Regions from separate parts of the Homo sapiens genome. Here all the other regions are linked to region 3. Evidence: chromatin loops called from intact Hi-C (ENCODE). Cell type or tissue: endothelial cell of umbilical vein. All regions are shown on one strand.

What was found. Peaks named below come from ENCODE experiments on the same cell type or tissue, not always from the same donor. Only the 100,000 strongest peaks of a DNase experiment are listed, where the experiment ranks them.
Region 1: a loop joins it to region 3, with 4 times the contacts of the local background. A loop is called at or near these places in 15 of 110 quality-filtered maps.
Region 2: it touches region 3 in a loop (12-fold over the local background); 17 of 110 quality-filtered maps call a loop at or near these places.

What each region holds. Positions count from the first base shown.
Region 1 is chr3:16,596,780-16,604,779 of GRCh38, forward strand. DAZL (deleted in azoospermia like) reads right to left here. Exons shown (of 11, transcript NM_001351.4): 2 at 1,673-1,819; 3 at 1,308-1,399; 4 at 711-762; 5 at 209-272; 6 at 1-110. Among named protein-coding and RNA genes, the nearest start is that of DAZL, 4.6 kb to the right of the region's middle. In endothelial cell of umbilical vein, a CTCF peak has its summit at 4,649 (motif pointing right); a DNase peak (open chromatin) is centred at 4,672.
Region 2 is chr3:17,029,447-17,037,446 of GRCh38, forward strand. All of the region lies in intron 3 of PLCL2 (phospholipase C like 2), which reads left to right. Among named protein-coding and RNA genes, the nearest start is that of PLCL2-AS1, 21 kb to the right of the region's middle. In endothelial cell of umbilical vein, a CTCF peak has its summit at 3,191; a DNase peak (open chromatin) is centred at 3,165.
Region 3 is chr3:16,825,425-16,833,424 of GRCh38, forward strand. No RefSeq gene overlaps it. Among named protein-coding and RNA genes, the nearest start is that of PLCL2, 56 kb to the right of the region's middle. In endothelial cell of umbilical vein, a CTCF peak has its summit at 3,536 (motif pointing right); a DNase peak (open chromatin) is centred at 3,587; H3K27ac peaks cover 466 bases.

The DNA of each region.
Region 1 (8,000 bases), 230 kb before region 3:
GGTTGTGGGCTGCATATAAGTTTCAGTGTTTGGATTAGTCCAGACATTCTGAAACTGTGGTGGAGGAGGATGATTAAAAACCAAAGGACGTGGCTGCACATGATAAGCACCTTTTTGAAAAGCAAAAAGAAAAGGCCTATTTTTAGTTCTTTGAAAAGCTACACAATTTCTTTTATGTTTAAAAAGAACAATTTCTTTTTGTACTCACATAAATTTTGTTTCCTGATTGCAGGGCCCAGCTTCAGCTTTTTACCATGGAAATTTATCTGTGACTGAAAATAAAACAGTAACAAAACTAGAATCAATTTTCAAGTCTTTACTTCCAAGACTTGGATGAACACCTAAAGTCTTCTAAAATTCCTATTATCATAGAAGATCAGTGATAACTACACACCAAATTAAAATTTGTCATCATGAAGCTACCTTACCCTTATTTCTCTAATCAGTGTCAAGAGGCATCAAGTGAAAGTTGATCAAAAACTTTTCATTACCCTGCCCTGTCTCCAACCCTTCCTGTCTGTAGTTCATGAACCTAGGTGCCCAGTCAAAAATAAACAGGTTCTAACAAGTTATGTAAGATTCCTCTAAGTTTGGATTTTTTTGACCAGAAAGTGTATCGTCTTCCAAATTTTACACAAGACTGAGTATATCACTTGACACTAAACATTGTATCAATTAAACAAATGAGATTTTTCTATTAGATTACTTACTTCTACTATCTTCTGCACATCCACGTCATTAAAAAATGAAACAAATCCATAGCTATAAAGGCAGATAAATGAAGTATAAAATCACCATCATACAGTACATGGTTCAGAACTTCTACTATATACGGAAGTGATCATGACTAAAATATGAATAATATACTATGCTAAATATTTAAGATGTACATGATAGATCCTCTACAAATACTGCTTTTTCTTCATCTGAACTATGTCAATCAAAATGTGCTAAGATTAGGGTAGTGTGAAAACTTCATTGATTAACAAAGAATTCATATCCATGAACCTGAATTTAACTTACTATCTAAGACAAGGTGGTTAAAATTTAAGATACTGTGCAATGTATGAAGAAAACAGTTCTTTGAGAAAACTGATTAATTCATTTGTATGAAATAAAGATTGAAGATATTCAAAAACAAACATTAGAAAAATGATTAAAAGAGCTGGCAATAAACTTTTATCCTCTACATGAAAGAAATTAACACAGCAACAAATTTATGTTAAGTGTCAGAATACCAATTTTGAAGTCTTCTCTGATACTCTATACGTGGCTAGAGTTCAGATATTTTTGATAAAATTACTCACCCTTTGGACACACCAGTTCGATCAGTGATTATCTTCACTTCTTTCACTGAACCATATCTAGCAAAGAAGCTTCTAATCTCAGTTTCATCCATCTATGGAAAAGAATTGAACTTCAAGAGTAAAAATTCAGCATTCAAAAATTTTAATTTTACTAAAAGAAGGTTCGATGATGTGACAATTTCTCCCCCATTTATCCCCAAATGACCAGTAGCTCTTTGTCAAAGATATTTTTAGTACCTATGGGTCAAATGTAAAACCAATTCTAAACCTCCATGAAGTACAAAAAAACCTTAAGTTTGTAACAGGGCCCAAATCCCATTATTCATAATGCATTTCAAGGTAAAAATGAGGTATGAATACAATACCCTAACATCAATTCCTCCAACAAAAACAGTGTTTGGCATGATTTTGCCTTCTGGTAAAATATAGCCTTGGCTGGTTGCAGCTGATGAGGACTGGGTGCTGGCCTCTCTGGAGATGGTTGAGTTTGGAGTTTCAGGATTTGCAGTAGACTGTAATTTGGAAAGTAGACATCATAATTAGATACACAGGAAAAACCTATACATAATGTGAAATATAATTTTTGTATTTTAAGTATAAAATATTTTATATAAATTACTTTCATTCTAAGTTAGTTCAGGCTCAGGATTTAAACTTATCAGAGTAGATCAGCATGAAATTTTAATGAAAGGATATAGTACTTTTTTTTTTTTTTTGAGAGAGTCTCGCCCTTGTCACCCAGGCTGGAGTGCAATGGCGTGATCTCGGCTCACTGCAACCTCTGTCTCCCAGGTTCAAGCGATTCTCCTGCCTCAGCCTCCTGAGTAGCTGGGATTACATGCGCCCGACACCACGCCCGGCTAATTTTGTATTTTTAGTAGAGATGGGGTTTCTCCATGTTGGCCAGGCTGGTCTCGAACTCCCGACCTCAGGTGATCCACCCGCCTTGGCCTCCCAAAGTGCTGGGATTACAGGCGTGAGCTACCACGCGCAGCCAGGATACAGTACTTTCTTAAACCCAGTATTGCTCATTACCGAGTCTTGCACAATGCTGTGGAAGAATACTTAGTATTTGTGAAAATACTATGTGAATTACTTAAAAAAAAAACAAACCCAAAATTGGAAAGTTCAGATTTGTAAAAATCAAAATTAAAATCATCCTGTTCTATATTCATAAACAACTTTTCATTTTACTGAGTACACTAATAAAAAGGATGACAAATATTAAAAAACTCCAAAAAGCCACATCAAAAAGAAAATAAGCCTCAAAGTTTTAAACCAATTTGTCCTGCTTCGCCTTTTTCACCAAAATTAACATGAATTTTTACAATTTTAACGCTGTGTTAGTATGCCTGCTTTACTTTGGAAATGGATCATGGAAACATTATTTGCTCACATGTCACAGCTCCTTCTAAAAAAAGGATTATAATCCTCTTCCCTAATGCTAGGGTGTTCAAATCATTTTTTGAAATAACATTTTTCTTCCTAACACCAAATCAGTCCCACTGATAATTCTAATTATCACAGTAGGCAGATATAAATTATACCATCTTTATTTTCAGATAAAGAAACACACATATAACTCATTTTTTCTGGATTTTGATCAGAACTGTCTTTATTCTTTCCGCAGTAGACTCTAAGGCTAATGTAAAATTTTCTGAAGTAGAATTTGTAAGTAATATATATGTTGGAGAAGCAATATAGCAGAGTGAAACAAAAATTAATTTAGTCAGGAGATCTAGGTTTATGTCCCTTACAGGTAAGTGGTTACAAGCCACTTACTTGCCAGCCGTGTATCTCTGGGCAAACTGCTTTGAGAAGGAAATGAGATAACATCTGTGAATTCATTTTGTAAAGTATAAAGTGGTATATCAATATAAGTTAGTGTCCTGTTATTTGAATTTATTTTCAGATTTTTTTTCAAGTTTCTTTTTTGGCTTTACTATTTTAGCTGACTTATCTTGAAGATACTTTTAATTAAGAACGAATTGAAACATCAGGAAACTATGAAACATCATTAATTTAAAAATCATTGGTGAAGTGCCTGTTGACTACAAAAGGTAACTACAAAAAGCTGCAAAAGAGAAAGCTATTACACATATACCTGTCTGAAAGAAAACAAGACAAAAGAAAGCAACTGTTATCTTTTTGAAAAGCACAGTAATTTTATAGGAATTAATAAGAAAGTAGAGTTCCTGCTTTGTTAATTAGATGCTAGAAGTTACTGATTCTACACAGCTTTACTAGAGATGAAATCTAAATTGTCAAATCAACTAAAGCTGAGTTTATTGCTTTTCTCTATTCGTTTGTGCTTATACTTGCTATTTTGGGTTTGTAAATAATTCCTAATTCTTTCTTTTAATAGTGGTATTTCATGACAATGATGTGGAAGAAAAATTTAAAAACTATTTCTACAGTTTTTCCTTTCTAAAAATGTCTTACGTTGTTTTTCTAAATGACATTAAGCTGCGTATCTTGAACTATTAGGAACCTGATTAGATTTCCCCCCTACAGACAATTTACCAATCCCTTCTCAGTTCATTCAGAAATCCCAAACAGAATAAAACAAAACAAAATAAATTCTGAAATTCTTGTAGTTTTTTCTCCTTTTCAATTCCCCCTTGATTTGTGGATGAACTTTGGATATGTTTTTCTTTGATAAACAAGCTATATATACAGTATTGTCTCTGCATCACAGTGTTTGGATGTATTTTAATTTAGAAGTGTAACATCTGGCAGAAAACTGTGTCAGATTATAAGAGGTCATGATAATGCATTGATTCTCAACTGGGGAAGATTTTTGAGCCCTGGGGGCATTTAACAACGTTTAGAGATTGCTTGTCACAACTGAGGTGTATTCCTGGCATCTGATGGGCTGAAGGCCAGGAATACTACTGCACATCCTACAATGCAAAGAAAGCTTCCTACAACAAGGAACTATTTGGTCCAAAATTTGAATAGGGTGTGGTTAAGAAACCTTGTGACAGTGCCACAAGAATTGAGGAGGAAAATTATTGTTTGGGAAGAACCTGATTTCCATTGTTCAGTAAAGTAAGTCTTTTCAGGACCTCAGTTTCCTTGCTTGAAAATGAATGGTTGGAAAAGATCTCTGGTGTCTCTTCTAATTCTCATACCCTATACAAGAGTAAAACGGATACTTGGCGACAACAGTAGTTTGGTAAAGAGGAAAAGAGGCATTTGATATTATTAGGAAGTCTGACTTTGGCTTGGATCTTACAAACTGGCTGCCTGCTTAACTGGAATCGTAAATATAAAATTCATAGGATCACTTTAATAGCGTAATAACATCTTAAATTAAGGAGGCACCATCATGTCCTAGTTCTCAGCCAGCAGGTGGCGCTCAAAGCTAACAAAGTAAGCAATGTACTTCATTTTTACCACGGCTTGATTAGCAAGGGTTGTTAAATTCCTACTGTATTTATACATAATTATAATGTATATATAAAAATCCACAATCAATAGACAAACTTTGGTGAAACCGTGGCCAAAAATATAAATGAATGCTTAGGATAAGCAAAAGCTTAATTTTAAAGAAAGTACCATCGTAACTGTCAATAGCATCCTGAAAACAAACTGCATTAAAGAAGTAATTTTCTTAATCATACCTTCAAGTGAGTTGGTGAATTTTGAAATGAGAAATGTTGGAATAGTAAACGGGTGAGCTTCAAGACCATCATATACACAACTCTCATTGTTATTTATAGCAAACATATTCCTTGTTATATTTGGACAACCAAGTGACAAAGACAGCTAAAAGCTGGAAAAAATTATTATGTAACTCCTGGGATGTCAGCTTCTTTCACAGTATTATCTAATTCAATTACTATGTGAACATGAAAGCAAACTGAGATTTATATAAACTGACCAGGAAAAAGGCTATAATTTGTAGTTATCAAAGTTACGTTCACACCAATAGGAAGGAACGAATAAAGAGAATGCTAAAATTAAGAAAATATGACATGAAAATCAGAATCAAAACTTTAAGTAAATCCAAGAGTAGATTCTTGGGGAGTTGGGGGTGGGGAGGATGAAATTCAAGCAATAAACAATCCTGGCAAAACTAAGCAAGAAAAGGCAAGAAAGCAAAAGGATATATGAGACCTGAGAAATGGGTTATGACCACAGATTATAAAACAATGCTATGCATAAACTCTATAGAAATAAATTTGGAAATCAACGACATGACAAACTTGTAGAGAAATTTAAATTTTTACAAAACAATCTTGAGAAAAAACACCTAATGATACCTGGCTCAGTTTCCGTGGGAGTTTTTTCAACTTGTAAAGAAATAGATAACTTGGGTGTATGTTTGTGTCAGAGAGAGGTGCACATACACATCAGACACCAGAAATAAAGACAGAAAACACAGAAGAGGAGATTAAAAAATTCAAACACTTTTCTTCAATTTTCAAAGAGGAAAAAAGTATTTCTCAACGCATTTTACAAAGCTAACAGCATATAAGTAACAAAGCCTCATCAAGATGAGCCATCCCTGCCCTCAACACAAATGCAAAATTCCAGCAGTATATAAAGAATATAGTTTATATTGGAAATGCAAGAATACTTCACAGGATATTGTTACTTTAACTCACCACTGAAAAAGCATTTGACAAAATACAGCATTCATTTTTAAATTATCTAAATATCCAAGTAAAACAGAAATAGAGACATCTTATTTTCTATCAATCTAATTCTACCCTATCATTAAGCTTAAAGTGAAATACTAGAGTCATCTCCATTGAAATTAGGAATAAGGTAAGGGCACCTCCTTATTACTACTATGTATTTTTTTCCACTATGTATGACAAAGGTGAACATTAATACAGTCTTTATGAATCAATACAAATAAAAATAAAAAGGAAGTTTAAAAAGCTAATGATCGATCAACTTCATTGATGATTTTTAAAAGTGCACATCAACATAGTAAAATATTTTCCAGCTATTAGGTTGACAATTCAAAAAATCCTAATACCTTTCATTGGAAAGGGTGTGGAAAAGAGATCACTCTACACACCATCAGTGGGAAAATACTGATACATTCTTTACACCAAGAGTAGCTTGGAAAAGATGTATCATAATTTGATAGGCGAGGATACTCATCACTATACTAATGAGGGGTGTAACTTAAAATTGTTACCAAAGGGGTAAAGCGCTTTCACCCAGCAATTCCACTTACAGCAATTCATCTCAAGGAATTAATAATACAAGCATGCCAAGATATTTACACAAGGATATTCATAGCATTTTTTTTTTTTTGAGACTGAGCCTCCCCTCTTTGTTGCCTAGGCTGGAGTGCAGTGGCATGATCTCAGCTCACTGCAACCTGCCTCACAGGTTCAAGTGATTCTCCTGCCTCAGCCTCCCGAGTAGCTGGGATTACAAGTGCGCACCACCACGCCTGGCAAATTTTTCTGTTTTTAGTAGCGATGGGGTTTCGCCGTATTAGCCAGGCTGGTCTCGAACTCCTGACCTCAAGTGATCCACCCGCCTCAGCCTCCTAAAGAGATTGATTACAGGCGTGAGCCACCGCGCCCAGCCCATGATAGTATTGTTTTAATATTGAAAAAGTATTCATCATAAGCGAATTCGGTAAAATAATGGTATAATTTTTAACATATACTGAAAATTAAAATTATCTTCAGAACAATGCCCACATCAATTGAAAGATGCAAGTTGTAAAATAGTATTATGCAGCACGGTGTAACTCTTGTAAAAGTTGGCCCATCTATATGCAATACATGCATAAAAATAATCTAGAAGGTCATACATGTACCAAAATTTAACGGTTATAAGTGTTGGGATTAAGATGGATTGCTATTTTCTTACAGCGATTGTTTTCAAATGAGTAAATATGATACTTTTATAATCAGAAAAATAATCCAATGAAACAATTCGGATTTAACTCTAAAAATGAAAAGTGTTATAATAAATAATTACTTACAACTCAAGGTGATTACTTTTTATTAGCATGGATAACTATATGTTGCACAATTACACATAATAGGTGTTTATTTTTATTTTAATGTTTATACATGGTAATATAAACTGTGTATAAATTTCCTCCCTGAAGAGACTGAGAATTATCAATGCAGACACACACACAGCATGTAATACGCGCGTTCGTGACTCAGTGGTTGGTCTGCGTGTTCAGAGCTGCATCTTGTGGTGGCGCTGAAGCAACGCTAGGCATTTACCAAACTCACAAAAACGCACACCCAACGCTATCTACCAAATGGACATTTTGTCAAAGGATCCTGGTTTATCGAGAGGGAAAAAACCGTACCCAGAATTTAAAAATTCTAAAATTCTTAATGGTAACTGCTGAAACCAACCTCGTGCGGCAAAGATGGCGTCAGGCGAGCTTTTCTGTCGCCGCCACACGAGGGAGCCGCCATCAGCAAGTCCCCCGCAGCTGACAGGCGCGAGGGGACCAGAGGCACTTCCGGCCCAGCCCCCTCAGCTACAGGGCCATGCCTTCAGGACGCCCCACACCCCACGCTGAGGCCCCCACGAACCCCGCCCACCCCACCAAGTACAGGGACCAGGAGGGAACCACTTCCTAAGGAAGCTCCGGCCCTCGAAGTTTAAGAAGGCAAGTCCCTCAGCAGGCCCGCCGCCATCTTGCGGAGCCACGGGGAGAGCGCGCCAGAAATGAGGCTGGCGGGGCGGAGG
Region 2 (8,000 bases), 200 kb after region 3:
TATGATAGGAGAGAAACCTGGTTCAGTTAAGCTGCCTGAGGTGGGAACATCCCTCATATGTGTACAGTGTTTTATGATTTTTTTCCCAAGCATGCTCATAAATCAATTGTTACATGAGCTAATAGTCAGAGGCTGTGGTGTACAATGATGTTAGCACATGGACTGGGGTCACACCAGAAAAGGGAAGCCTTGGGTAGGGATAGGGTCCGTTTGAGCTGAGCAGAGAAATTCTTGAAAGCCAGAGAGCCACTTTCCCCCAACTGCTACAGGCCCCCACTCTCCAACACCTACTGACCCTGGTGAGTGAGCCAAAACACATCTCCCAGGGAAGAAAGCCTTGGCTCCCCTTCCCCTCAACCACACACAGCATCCACCAGCTCTAGCTCCACCTTGGGAAATCCTTGTCTTCATCCTTATCTCACCTGCCACCATGAGCTGGCTCCCAGGGCAACAGAAGATATTCCCTGGCATGTTTTGCAAAGGACACATCTTAATAAGAACAGTGGTATATTCACAGACCACCCAGGTATGTATGCATGGAGTGTGAACACCTATGCACAAGACTGCACCCTAGGAAGCAGATGAGCCCCTGCTAATGAGCTAGCTCCTGCACTAGTGCTTGCTTGTGTGACTGGGGGCAAGGCTGTTTCTCTCATTTTTTTAAGAAATGGGGTCTCGCTATGTTACCCAGGCTGGTCTTGAACTCCTGGCCTTAAGCGATCCTCCAACCTCAACCTCCTAAAGTGCTGGGATTACAGGTGTGAGCCACTGTGCCCAGCCCAAACCTATTTTTTAAACTCTACAATGGGCATTAGATCACAACCTCAAAGGATTATAAGACTATGTACCTGTAAATAGCCTAGAACATAATAAATACTCAATAAATCATTGTCATTATGATTGTCATTATTAGTTTTCAAAGGCTGGTTGCATATAGCTCCTGAAGCTTGAAGACCTTTGTGTGAGTTTATTTTAACATCACTCCATATTCCAGAGCAGCATTTGTCATGCCCCACTTTGTTATTTATACAGAGCATGATTACTCCATTTCATAAAGTCAGGTTTAAAGTTCAAAATGAAAAGCAAAAGGTAAGTTCTCCCATCATCTTGCTAAGCAAGTTGTCTCTCTGCTCTGAAAGGGGAAGATACCAGAACATGTGAGTTATGTGGTCAACATCAGGAAGAACGCCACACCTGGGTTTATACAGTAAATACTCTAGTAGCTGCTCAGATGCATTCTTCCAGCTCTGTTATTCCTGGAGAACTGTGGACACTCTGCTGTGTTTAAAAAAAGTATTGCTTTTCATTACAGAGAAGTCTTCAATTGCTTTCCTCTTTCAACGAACGTCTATACTTAGTTATCACAGACTTGAGAGAAACTAATGATACTTTACAGTAAGACTATGATTAAATTACCTTCTGTTAATTAGGAGTTTCTAAATCACCTTCATCCCCTTGGAGAAAAGACTTGATGTAAATAGGCAGTAATAAAAGTGGTACTATGTTTAATTCAAATTGTATCCTTTTAAATTTAATTAATTTAGTAATAGTTTTAAATGAGCATGTCAGAACTAAAGGGTCCTTAGTGACTTGAAAGAGTTAACGTAGCATCCAGAAGTTCCTAATGTACTCTTCAGAAGTAGCTTGCTCACTGAATAATTGGGTTTAACCAGCTCAAGTTCCCCTGTCCTCCCACGGGAATGATTCAGAGCAGGTTTTGAACCATTCTCATCAGTTTTTTGGAGACACTACCCTCCATTCAGGATGTAGCGTCTGAACTCACTATCTTTAATGTTTCCAAGACCAAGGGAGAGACAGTGAGGCCATAGGCCCTCTTTCCAGGCACTTACTAGAGAGTAAGCCAGCAAAGTGGCTGTGGACTACATCCTCACTGGACTGCACCTGGCTGCTCACAGTACCTGTTGAAAGTTCCTTCTAAGTTGCTAAATCCCTTCACCTACCCACATCCCTTCCTCCTTTCATGTCTGCAGAGAATACTTGAGCACAAGGCACACATAAATTTCATGCTGTCTGGGATGGGATAAGGATGTCGTGTAAACATATCATTAATGTAGCTTAGAAAAGCTGAAAAGTGGCTGGGAGAGGATGGGGTTTGTGTATGTGTACATCCTTGAGGTGACCATGGTGCAAAGCAATTTATCATGTGCTGTAAAGTAGATTGTTTAATGTGAGACTATTGTATAAGGTTTCCCACAGTAATCATGTACAAAATGATGTATAGCATACCAAGTTCTCCCCTAACAAGACTTCTGGTCATGTAAGGTTGATAATAAACTAGAGAAGTAAAAGGATTATTATCATTTAAATGCATGTGCATGCTCTTCATATAGAAAAGCATAGCATAATAAATTACCACATAAACTGGCAGAAATTATTATATAGCTTTTCTGGATAGTTTTATAATTGCAGCAGAGTTCCTTTGCAGGGTAGTTTAGGTTCTGTTTTGTTGCTCAATTTTCACCTTTTTTTTTTTTTTTTTTTTGCTTTTCCTATGAATATCAAATTGTTCAGGACCAGAAACTACAAGATCAAATTCAAAACTCCTTCCATTTTTTGAAATTCTGTTTATTTCGTGAAATAAGATTAAATAACTTATATTTCTTAACTTAAAGTTTTGGTTAAAAACTAAAATTTGAGGTTTAGAAATTTTAAATATTTTCCAAAAATTTAGAGTAGGATAAGTATTTAACGTATATTCATTGACTTCATAACCAATCTTTTGGTACAACTGGAACCCCTCCAGCGACCTTTTCAAACTATTGCCTCTGGTCTATTTAAATGTATTGGGGACCACATGGAGACTTCTGGAAATGCTAAATCTCAATCTAGAAATAGTAGTGAATGCCTTTTAAATCTAAGTTTGGTTGTGACTTTATGGCTCACTCACTTGTCTGCATAAAAATAAAAATTTCTTACCTGGTTTAAAAGCACAGTTTTTGGTGACATAAACCACCCTAGTGCATTCATTGTTTTGATTCCCCTAAGCTCTGCCTCTGTGATTTTGTCGATTTTTTTTCTTTTAATCCTGTAGATGTGCTTTTTTATTTTTTGCCCACTATCCTCTTTGTGCTGTTTTTCCTTATCTTTGCTCCTTTTTCCTCTCCTCCCAGCCTAACAAATGTGTATTACTAAGGACTTCTAGTGGCTAATGTGGGAAGTGCCTCTCAGAAATACCCACAACTGTAAACAGTAGGTCCATGCAGTGCGCATTGGACACACAGCACCTGTGGAAAGTAGGAACCAAAGGCAATAAACTGGTTCTTTTGACTACATGATACTATTTATTTCATGAATGTTATGCTGTATCCAAATGGTTATTGAGTGAATGCAGGAGACACCCATATTACACTTGTATATGATAAGCATATGCCTGTATCTTATGTTTGTATGGTGATTACATTCAGAAACTGCACTTAAAGTTTAACCTGTGAAATATGGCCCGCTTCTAAGTGTGTGAATATGATTATATATTAATTTAGGCTGAGAAGTGATAGAGACATTGATTGTGTTAGAGGAGGCTTTTTATAATTTGAAAATTCAACTAGCTACCTACAGATAAGATGGGATGTTATTTTATAGGATTTTATCTGAAATGTAGTACATAAGAGGTTCAGACCGTATCAGGGTTTAGATAAAAGTTATGTAACAGGAAAGACACATTGATCCCTTAGGTACTACCCTAGCTCTGAAGTGAGCTTTATGAAAAGTTAGAGTATATTGGAAAAAGTTGAGAATAGCTAGCTTCCTACATGTGGACCCTGGGTCACTCTTAATTCATAATTCATTCCAGATTTATATAGCATTTGGCATCTGTTCTCTGGCAAGAAATGATCATTAAAATAGTTGAATACAGTGTTCAGGCAGACTTATATGACGCCAAAACCATGCTTTGAACGTGGCAGAAACTGAGAATTTAACTTAGACTTCAAATAAAATTCCATAGAAGAATTTTGTAAACAAATTTTTTGGAAATATTTTGAAGTATTCTCCCTTCTATAGTAAGTTCTACTACAAATACTTGTTTTGAAAATTCAAACTTGCTTGAATGCAGTTTATATGTTAGGTAACAATTTGAGCATACCAAAAATTTTGCATTTGCGTGTGCACAAGTTTGTGTGAACTGAAATTACACACACACCCCTCAAACATCCACCATATTCTTCAATTCACAAAATGTGTTATGAGCTACACCCTCTACATCTTGTGTTACAATTTTCCGTTAGATTTCAGATCACCCTCCTTCCACCACTTCACAGTGACTCACAAGCTGCAACTCCTCCAACACCCACTTCCACCAGCAACCTTCAGGTCTTTTTCAAGGTTAAGTGCCATGTTTATTGTAGTATTTTTTCATTCTTTAACCATTTAACATATGCAGAACTGTGATATTGTTTTTATTTGATGTCTTTTTTTATGTGTCACTGCAAAATTTTTTAGTGTTGTGCCCCTAACCCACTTTCCTTATAAGCCCTGTGGTTTTTATTGCACAATTTTGTATAGTGAGGTGAGTTTTAGGATTGCAGAACTGTCATACTGCAGTTACAGCCGATCCTTGAATAATGTCATTTTGTTCAGCATCATTTCATTATAACACTGAAGAGGAAAAAATAATTGATTCCCAGCTGGGGCCACTTGTATGGAGTTTGCAGGTTCTCCCCACATCTGTGTAGGTTTCCTCCAGGTACACCAGGTACACCAGTTTCCTCCCACATAGCAAAGATGTGAGCTTCAGATGAGTTGGACAATCTTCAGGGTTTCAGTGTGAGTGAGTGTGGATGTGTGTGTGAGTGTGCCCTGCGATGGGATGGCATCCTGTCCAGGGTGGGTTCCCCCTTTTACCCTGACCTGCTGGGATAGGCTCTGGCCACCTTTGATAAGTGGATTGGAATAAGTGGGTTGGAAAATGAATAAATAAATGAATGAATGAATATAAGTTATTGGGAAATAAAAAAAATTATCAGGTATTTGACATTCATCCAAATGCACGGCAATATTTGTTAACTGTTTTTGAGCTGTGTGGTAGTAGGAGGTTCCTCTGAAAATTTTCATTTTGCAAACATTTGTTGATTTAATACACCACCACTATGACTACTGTCACGAATTCACCACAAATTGAGTAAATAATGATCTTACTTGTTTTCATTAATCTTTCTTAAATGTATGTATAGTTCACATTTATTTCAGCATTTAAAATTAGAAGTGTTTTGATCTTTATTGAGAAGTTTGATGACGTTTTTGTGACCAGAAATACGCTGTGGAAACTTAACCCTTGTTTATATCAGTTAGCCTAGGGTAAAATTGGTTTCATTGTACCTTGTTCACTGAAAGTCGCAGTTTCCAAGAAGCTGTCCATGTTAAGAGAAGACTTACTGTATATTCTCCACAGTTACTCAAGATCACCAAATGACCAGATCCGCAGCTTCCAATACTGTGGACTCACTCTCCCAGCACCTCTCTCTGTACACGCCTGTAAATGTTTAGCATCCTTGTTCTTTTCCTGCCCTCGGACCACTCTTGCACCTGTCATACTAGTTATTATTCTCTCTGCTTATTCCAGTGATTCTGGAGCATCATGCAACATTCATTCATCTTTAAAATTTCTCCCTCAGAAATGTAGACATTCTTTCATCTCAGCCACTACCTCTGTGGAGAAAATTTTCAATTATCCAGTGCCAGAAGCAAGCTGTCACATAATTTCCGGTTGTACTCGAGGTTCTTAGACTTCCCTATTGTAACCACCAGTTCAATTCAACTAAGCTGGAAGTTCACATCCTAAATACGTTAACATACTTAAAGGAACCGTAAAGCACTCTATAACTGTGGGGTGTGTAACATGTTTACTTGTAAACTGTAAAGCACTCTGTAACTGTGGGGTGTGTAACATGTTTAGTTGTAAACCGTAAAGCACTCTATAATTGTAAGGTGTGTTACAATTTTTCTTATCCTGACCAGTTTTCTCTCTTATCTTGGCTCTTCCTTCTGTGCCCACAGCAAATCAGCCTTGGAGTCCTCCTCCATGTAATGTGTTCATGTCATCCTTTCTTTCCCAGCCCCTCTGCTGCCTCTCATGTCTCTCATATAGCAGTGGCCCCCACCTGCTTCCTGTTCCCACTTTTGTGCCATCTCCCATTTCTTCCTTCACACTGATGCTTGTTCATGGTTCTGAAATTTTACTTTGTTCATAACACCTCTGCTTAAAATTGTCAAGGGTTTGTGATTAAATTCAAACTCTGCAGTGTAGAAGTTTATATCTTATCCAATCTGGCCCTCACTCCTCTTCTATCCATGTTTCCTTACATTCTCTAATACGAGTTGAGGTGCCTAGAAAGCTTAACAATATTTTACATGATTTCAAGTCCTGGCCTTCCACATCATGCCTGCAGCGGGGTCCTGTGTGTGGCAGCACCCAAATATGCTCCTCTGTATGTTTGTTAACAGTTGAGTAGTGCTTTTTATCAAGCGCATGTCAAGTTCTTTCTACAACTTTCTTTTATATAGGGTTTTTTCCCCCCTATAATTTGCGTAGTGGAAGATGTGGTAGTGGAAATGAAGTTTCATAAGAAACCTAGGACAAGTTACTCTGGAAACGGTTTGTTATTTAGAAAGTGTTTTCATAGTGACCTTGCTGGAAGGGAGGACGACCACAGCTCTTAATGATATGGCAGACCTCGGCCCCTGGATAGGCACCAGCTCTCTGTCCTCCCCACAGTGGACTGCAGCCACAATGCTCTCCCCATGTGAGATGGAAAGGGGAGCTGGGTTTAATTGTAGCGCACAGCTGGCCAAAGACCTCTACAGCAATAATCTTTCAGTATTTCAGTGTAAATTTGTGACTTATATTATGTTCAAGTATTTAAAAGTACGTTGTATTTTCCAACAATAACTTTATAAATGGTGCCTCTTCCATTAGTTCAACTTTGTAACATTTTTCTGTACTTGGAAGCTTTAGTAAAGGAAAAACTTACCTCTGGATTTCAGTTGAGAAGTCTCAAATCCCGATGTTTTAGAATCAAACTAAAATTCTTCACCCGCACAGTAATAATTATTTTAAAGTGTTAAAAAGAGAGATTATATTGTTAACTCAGAGAGGTGTTTCTCTCAAGAGTGCAGAAAAAAGCACCAAAGCTTACAAATTCCCAAGGGCATCTTGATCTTACTTTCTGTCCCATTCATGGCATTAGTGAACTAACTGGCTTTGCAGGGCCAAACAGCACAAGGCTGACCACCCACCAGGGACGTTGAGCTTTAAGAGGCTGTTTTAGTCCATTTTGTGTTGTTGAAACAGAATATCACAGCCTGTGCAATTTATAAAAACTGAAATTTATTTTCTCACAGTTCTGGAGGCTGAGAAGTCCAAAATCAAGGCTCAGTATCTGGTGAAGGTCTTCTGAGTGGCTCCTCACGTGGTGGGAGACAGAAGGGCATGCTAGCTGAATGCTGTGTGAAACCTCTTTTATAAGGACCTTAATCCCATTGACTAGGAAGGAGCCATCATGGCTTCATCACCTTTTAAAGGCCCTGCCTGTTAATATGATCACATTGACAATACTTGAATTTTGAAGGGGACACATTTAAACCATAACAGAGGCTGCCATTCAGAAAATTCTGACTAGATGGGAAAAAATTACTTTGGATTGAATTAGTTCCTATTTTCTGAAAACCTTATCCATGATCACATTTACTGTTCTGTATTCATCCCTGGAGTCCAGAGAAGCAAGTCCTGCTTTGGTCCAGTCCTCCCAAGGTCATCCTGAGCCTGGTGGTGCCTGAAGCCACATCTTGCCACCTGGGCGTTTACTGGTCCACTGAGGCCTATCATGGATCTCCAAGGTGGTCATGGCAGTTTGGGGGGCATTCAGTGGTTAGGGCCAGGTGTATACTGCACCATTTTTGTAAGTCCATTGGCATGTTTGAGAATGATAATCTTTTCATTTTTTGAGTTTGGAAAGATACTTCCCTGTTATGTGTCAAGTAATCAT
Region 3 (8,000 bases):
CTGATAAATTTCAGAGTGTGGATTTGAACCCAGGCCATCTTGCTCCAGAGTTAATACTCTTAGCCAACAGGTTCATTTCCTGTCACTACATGAAAAACGCAAGTTCCTGGCAAAGCCTCTTACTGTAAAGTAGCCATGGAGCCGGGGATGGAGGCCCTGTATCTGTTTTCTGGGAAGCCGAGAAAAAGATCTTACCAAGCAATGCCACATTTATAATTAGTGGTTTTAAAAAATTTCTACCAGAAAGTGCAAACTTTCCCATTCCTCCCACAGACCGAGGGTAAAATTTCCAACTTTTCCTTTCCCATATCCACCCAAAAAAAGGTCAAGAGCTGGGATCCAGCCTGAATTAAGTGGAGTGTGGGTGTAGTTTGTCAGCTGGGTCTTCTGTTTGTGGTTAAGGTCCAGCCCATCAGGTTGAAGGCTTACTGACACATGTGTGGGAATGGGAGGTTCGTCATATGCTTGTCTTAAATTAGTCTGCTGCTTCATTAGATGGACTAAAAAGCTGAGGAAAGAGGATGGGGCTGCAAGGGGAATGGTATCTGGTCCCAGTTCCTCCCCCAAACCAGCCCTGGAACGTTAGTGAGTAACTTCACTTCCCTCTGCGCTTGGCCACCTCTTCGGTAAAATTAAGAGAGTTGGATTCCATTCAAAGTCACATCTCAGTTCAGCCAAGAGACATGCTTTTCTTGGCCCCACAGTGCTTTCAAATTTTTTGAATTAATTGTGAACATTAAACAATTGGAATCATTTACATAAAAATCTAGATTTCCAGCTTCTTTTGAAAAATTGGAAGAGATGTTCTTGCCACATTGGGTCCCATAGGACAACCATGGGCTGGAGTTGAGAGCCATCCACTCTCTTTAGATGGGACATACTCTCCCCAGGTTTCCATTCCTCACCTGGCCAATGTCATTGTTTACTTACCTGCCTGGCCGCTATAGACTATGGGGAAATCTGATCATAGTCCCTTCCAGAAGTCGAAATACCTTTATCCATGGGATCTTAAAACCTGTAAGGCAGGGGCGAAATCTTATAGACTCGGGCTTAGTCAAAATTTTCATGTAAAGATAAGGATGATCAAAGGAAAACTAATAAATGGTAATGTTCTCTCTTAGATACTTGCCTATGTTTTATCTTTAACCTCAAAACATAGAATTCATAATATTTGGCATACTTTCTGTGTATTTTTATATTCTGGCTCACTTTTGGAAGGCGTAGGCAGAGACAAAACAAAAGCCATAAAAGGTTACAAAGAAATTGCGTAGTCAAGAAGAGAAGACACCAGGATAATGTGTTCTCAGAAGGACAGTCTGAAATTACAGAGGAACTACCTGTTCTTCAAAACAAAATTATCTGAAATAAATTCCAAGAAAATATGCCAGGTGGGTGCTAAATCTGATGTTTTTATATAGTCCACATTTAATAAAATTATCTTCTTTGACAGGATGTGAAGTTTTTAGGGAGCTAGGCTATTTATTTAGAAACTTTCATTTGATCAAAAGTCACCAGAAATCACACATAAGTTTAATTTTGTTAACTCTTAAAGCTCTTCAGATAGGACCATAATAAAAATACAGCTGGATGCAAATAAATTAGTGTAATGCAGCCTGACCACTCACAACATTGTTTTATGCATTTTGTTTATTTTTATTGAATATTTGTGAAAACAAAAGTAATATATACATATATAAAATACAGTAGAAAGGTGAGAAATGAGCAGTAAATGTCTCTTCTCCTTTATCTTTTATTATTTATTGTGGTAAAATACATATAAAATTTACCATCTGGACCATTTTTAAGTGTACCATTCAGTAGAGTTAAGTATATTCACGTTGTCATGTTTTCTCTCTTAACCCCAATATTAACCCCAGTTATGTTTTTCTATATTATTTCAGAAAATTATATGCACATTTTTATTATTCATACAAATAAATTTCCTTACATCTTCCAAAGCTTTGACATCACCATAGACCAATCTTTCTTGTTCTTTGCAATGACTACAGAATACTCCATTTTTATAAATAGGCCATAATTTACTTAACCAATTCTTTATTAGTGGATACTTAGACCATCTTGAGATCTCGGCTGCTACTGAAAAGAAAAAAAAATCCTATAGTAAACATATTTGGTCCATACATCTTGACCTATGTACAAGTGTATCTTGTGGGTAAATTCTCAGCAGCCAATAAACTGAAACATTTGTTCGGTTGAAATTTTTCTATCTGAACGTGGATATAGTTCCATAATAACACTTTTTAGATTGGGTAGAATACTCATGATAAACTATAATGACATATGTGATAAATTTCAGTGGTAGCTTGGACCCTGGGATTAGATGACCTACTTCCAAATCTAGGCTTTCACAGACTAGCTGTGGGGCCTTGGAAAACTTGCTTATAACATCACTTGCTTCAACTTCCTCATCTGAAAAATGGGATTAATAATACTACCTGCCTCTAAGGGTTGATGGAAGAATTGCTGAATGAACAATACCTGGCACATAGTAAGCATTATATGCATTAGCTATTATTTTAGATCTCTTAATCATAAAATTTGAGCTTGATATTTTAGACATGATAGCTCATCAGATATTTTCAATTAAAAGTTTTCAAGATCCCAACATTTTATTCTATAATTCTATTCCCAAGGCATCTGTAAAATAGACAAAACCTCACAACATGCAAAAACTAAAAGGCCTTACCTGTACTCAATCAATTCTTGTTTTCTTCTGTTTCTTTAGGAGTACTTTGGATTTCTCTTTCTTTTTTCTTATATTTGGCATGGGAATTGCACTTAATTTTCCTGAACTTACTCTGGGTCAAATGAAAACCTGGGATGACTTTTTGTGAGAACAATTCTTTACCACACCCTAAATGTCTGAAAATCTCCCCCATACTTTGCAAAATAATTTTGACTTTGTTTAGTTACCTATAATGACTCATTTCTTTTCATAATGAGGATACAGCCAAAAGAATCCCTATGATGTCCTTCTCCTCAGTTTCCCTGACTTGGGTGGGTGAGAGAAGAAGGCTGCAGATTTACCAATAGCCCATCTGCTGGGTGGCCACTGGCTACCTGCCTGGATTCTGAAGGTCTTACTTTGTGTCACAGAGCCCAAACCACTCACTCTTTGTTCCAGACTAGTTCTTCCTTGCTTATTTTTAGCCTTACAGAAAGCCTCTCCCATCCCTCTCTATCGCTTTGATTAACGGCCTTTTGTTAGAGCGACAAGGATGATTCAGGTGAAACAACAGAAACACTGGCAAAGAAGAGGTTGGTTGGCAGGAAAGATGGTGGGATGGCATGTGGACAGGTCTTTGTGCAGATGGTTTCTGTCCAGTGTAGTGGCCGTAGCTGAGTGCTGTTGTGTGCACCTGTAATCTCAGCTACTTGGGAGACTGAGGTAGGAGGATCCCTTGAGCCCAGGAGTTCAAGGCCAGCCTGGGCAATATAGTGAGAGGTTGTCTCAAAAAAAAAAAAAAAAAAAAAATCCAAAGGCCTCTTAGCTCCTGCCATTACTTCGTGGCCACAAGGGGTCCCTCTGCCCTAGATTGTCAGGTGATGGCAAAACATACAATCTTGAAGGTCAAAGAAACAATAAGGGATCTTGTAGACTTCCATTTTAAAGCCTCAGATGCAAGCTGACTCGCTGTGAGTAATTACAGTTGGAAAGAAGTTTTGTTGCTGTCGTTTGTTGTTTGTTAGTAACAATGCCTTGAACTGATTTCTGAAAAAGTATATATCCTAGAGCAGTGGCCCTAATGCCCTGAACTGCTCTGACTGAGTCTGACCTCAACTCCAGGCAGAGCCGAGGGATTCATGCTGAAAGCTAACGAAGAACCTAAATATTTTTTGAGCACCAATTATGTTCCAGACTTTGTTCTAGAACCTGAGAAGGCAGTGAACAGAGTGGAGAAAGCACTAGTGTTCAGGGAGCTTACTTAGTGGTGAGAGCAGTTATAGATAGATAAATAGCCAATAGAATTGGTAATGGTAAAGACTAAGAAAAATAAAGTGGGATAAGAAAGGTGAAGAATGACAGCAGTAAGAAAATGAAGTAAAAGACATCATATTGTAAAGAAAGGTTTGAGATGACATAATTTTGTATGTAGAAGATTCTAAAGAATCCACTAAAACACCATTTGAACAAATAAGTGGTTTGACAACGTTGCAAGATACAAGATCAATATACAAAACTCAATATATTTTTATATACTTGCAATGAACAGTATGAAAAAAATAAGAAAATAATTGTATTTATAACAGCATCAAATAGAATAAAATACTTAGGAATAAATTTAACAAAAGAATTGCAAAATATGTACTCCAAAAACTGCATAATATTGTTGAAAGAAATTAACAAAGGGCTAGATAAATAAAAAGATATTCCATGTTCATGAATCAGAAGATTCATTGTTAAGATGGCAACACTCCTTAAACTGATCTACAGACTCAAACCCTATCAGAATCCCAGTTGGCTCCTTTGTCAAAATTTACAAGATAATCCTAAAATGTATATATGGAATTGAAAGGGACCCCCAAATAAATAAAATAATCTTGAAAAACAAGAACAAAGTTGGAAGACTCACACTTTCTGATTTGATTTGATTTGGAGATGGAGTCCCACTCTGTCGCCCAGGCTGGAGTGCAATGGTGCGATCACGGCTCACTGCAACCTCCGCCTCCTGGGATCAAGTGATTTTCCTGCCTTAACCTCCCAAGTAGCTGGGATTTGCATGCACCACCACACACAGTTAATTTTTGTATTTTTAGTAGAGACAGAGTTTCACCATGTTGGCCAGGTCTTGAACTCCTGACCTCAAGTGATCCACCCGCCTTGGCCTCCCAAAGTGCTGGGATTACAGGCGTGAGCTATCATGCCTGGCCTACACTTTCTGATTTTAAAAGTTACTATTAAGCAACAGTAATCAAGATAGTGTGATACTTGCATAGTATAAACTTACAGGTCACCTGGATAGCCATATGCAAGTGAATGGATTTGGATCTTTACCTCTCACTACGTATGAAAATTGACTCAAAATGGATCAAAGGCTTGTATGTGAGAGCCAAAATATAAAACTTTTAGAAGAAAACCCAGGGGTAAATCTTCTTGACCTTGAATTTGGCAATGGATTCCTTGATATAACATTAAAAGCACAAGCAACAAAAGAAAATATACTTAAAATGTTCTTCACTAAAGTGAAAAACTTGTGGGCCTTCAAGAACATCAAGAGAGTGAAAAGACATCCCTAAAGAAGGGAAGAAAATATTTACAAATCATATATCTGATAAGGAACTTAAATCTAGAATATGAAAAGAACTCTTGCAACTGACTAAGAAAAAGACAAATATTCCAATTTAAAATGAGCAACAGATTTGAATAGGCATTTCTTCAAGAAAGATGTACAAATAAACACATGAAAAGAGGTTCAGTATCATTAGCCATTGGGGAAATGCAAATTGAAATCACAATGATATGCCACTTCACTCCCACCAGGATATTTATAATTTAAAAGTCAGATAACAAGAGTTGACTAGGATGTGGAAAAACTGGAAAAAACGTTAAACAGACATTAGTAATCAGACATTACTAGTGTGAATACAAAATGATGAAGCCACTTCGGAAAACAGTTTGGCAGTTCTTCAAGTGTTTAAACCTAGTTACGTTTGGCACAGCAATTCTCCTAGGTATATACCCAAGAGAAATGAAAACATGTCCACACAAAAACTTGTACATAAATATTTACAGCAATATTATCCGTAATAGCCAAAAGAAGGAAACAACCCAAATGTCCATCAATTGATGAATAAACAAAATGTGGTGTATCCACACAATGGAATATTATTAATGCATGAAAAAAATGAAGTACTGATATATGCTACTGTGTGGATGAACCTTGAAAACATTATGCTAAGTGAAAGGAACCAGTCACAAAACGCCATATATTATATGATTTCATGTATATGAGATGTACAGAATAAGCAAATATATGGAGATATAGTGTAGATTAGTGGTAGCTTAGGCCTGAGCTTAAGGCTGGAGTGAATTTGAGAGTAATAGCTATAGGGGACAGGGTTTCTTTCTGAGGGGACAAAAATGTTCTATAATTGATTGTGGTGATGTGTGCACAACTGTGAATATACTAAGATACCATTGAACTGTGTGCTTTTAAAATGGGTGACTTTTATAGTAGATGAATTATATAAATATAAAGCTGTTATAAAAAGAGAGAGAGAGAAAAAAAAGGAAGAAAGAAAGAAAAAAGAGGGAGGGAGGGAGGGAGGGAGAAAGGGAGGAAACATGTCAGGATCAGAATTTGCAGGAAGTACCAGCAGCTTGAAAGAAGAAACAAAGGGGGTGACAAGGGTAGAGAAGAGGGGACTCTTTCAAAGGGGGAATATGCATCTTAAAGGCCTCTTTAATAGGGTGATGTGTATGTCAGTTGAGACTTTCAGGAAGGGAAGAAATGAACCATATGGATATCTGGAGAAAAAGAGTTCTGGGCAGAGCAAAGGCCCCTTGGCAAGCATGTGAGTGGTGCATTTGAAGAGCAGCATGGAGATGTAGGTGGCAGAGGCAGAATGAGTGAGCGAGGCAGGGAGCATGATGTCTAAGGAGCAGGCGGGGGCCGGATAATGTGGGGCTGGCAGAGCCCCATTGGGATGACTTCAGATTTTTACTGAGTAAAATGGAGAGTAATTGCAGGGGTTTGAGCAGATAACATGCCCCGATTTCCCATTTACAAAGACCAAAATATACTGCAGTGTGGCAAATAGGCTGTGAGGGATGGAGTGTGAGGGAAGTGGTAAAGCCAGGGAGGATGCCATTGGCACAGTTCAGGTGAGATGGCTTTCTGTCTCTATGCTGTGCTTTAGTTTCTCTCTTATAATTAAGGAGACAATAGAAATAGAAATTTAGTAGAAACAGAACCTACAGTCTGAAAATAGCACACACCACTTAAAAGCAAAATTTCCTGGAAAAGTGTGGACAAATGGCCATCATCCACAGTGCATAAAAATGTTTGCTTCCAATTTAACACTCTGCATGATGTTAATTAATGGCATAAGTACGTGTTTGATGTCTTTCTCCCACGTTAGGCTGAAAGCTTCACAATGGTCTGAACCATGTCCATTGTGTTCTGGAACATTGTGCTAAATCCCTGGTGTCTAGAACAGGGTCTGACACAAAATACATCCTCAAAAAAACCCAAAACAAAACTCATTGAATGAATCAATTAACGAGCCGTTGTCAATCATCTTGTCCCTAGTTATTTCAATGTGTGCTGAAGGCAGTAGGTGACCACCAAGCATCTGTGTCCTCCTCTATATTTCCCAGCCTTCCTTGCAGTTAGCTATGGCCATGTGACTGTTGCTGGCCAGCAAAAAGTGAACAGAAACAAGTACTAAGATGGTAGCTGGAGTGTATTCTGCATCATTCGATTCTCTTGTGAGATGGTCTTGCAGGCTACAGATTCTAGATGGCAGAGCCTACAAGATGGAGTAGGACAACCTGACCTATGTAAGATTTAACAAGAGTTAGAAACAAATGTTTTTTCAGTTTGGCCAATGAGATTTTTCTTTTGTGGCAGTAAATACTATTGCTTTAACATATTATGTTTTTTCCCCCCATTTTCCGAGTACAAGCCTTTGTAGTATACTCCAAACTGCTGGATTATTTTGGATAATGACAGTTGGAAATTGCCTGCTGCTTCTCAAGTTTAATTTTCCTTTCCACTGTCTCCTTCTTACAGGGCAAGACGTTAATGCTTTTCAAATATTCTCATCACATTTGAAATCACGACAGTAGCAGAGTGGCATATTTCATAATTTCTATAAGGCACTCAGTGTAGTTGGACCCAAGGCCCTGGTGATAATAATGGAAGCAACCTAGTCCAGTTCTAAAAAATAGGGCTGGACATCCTCTCATAATTTTTCCAACAATTGGAGGTGAAAGTGTGAAGTCTTCATTCAGCTGGGAAAGGGGTTGGCAGATG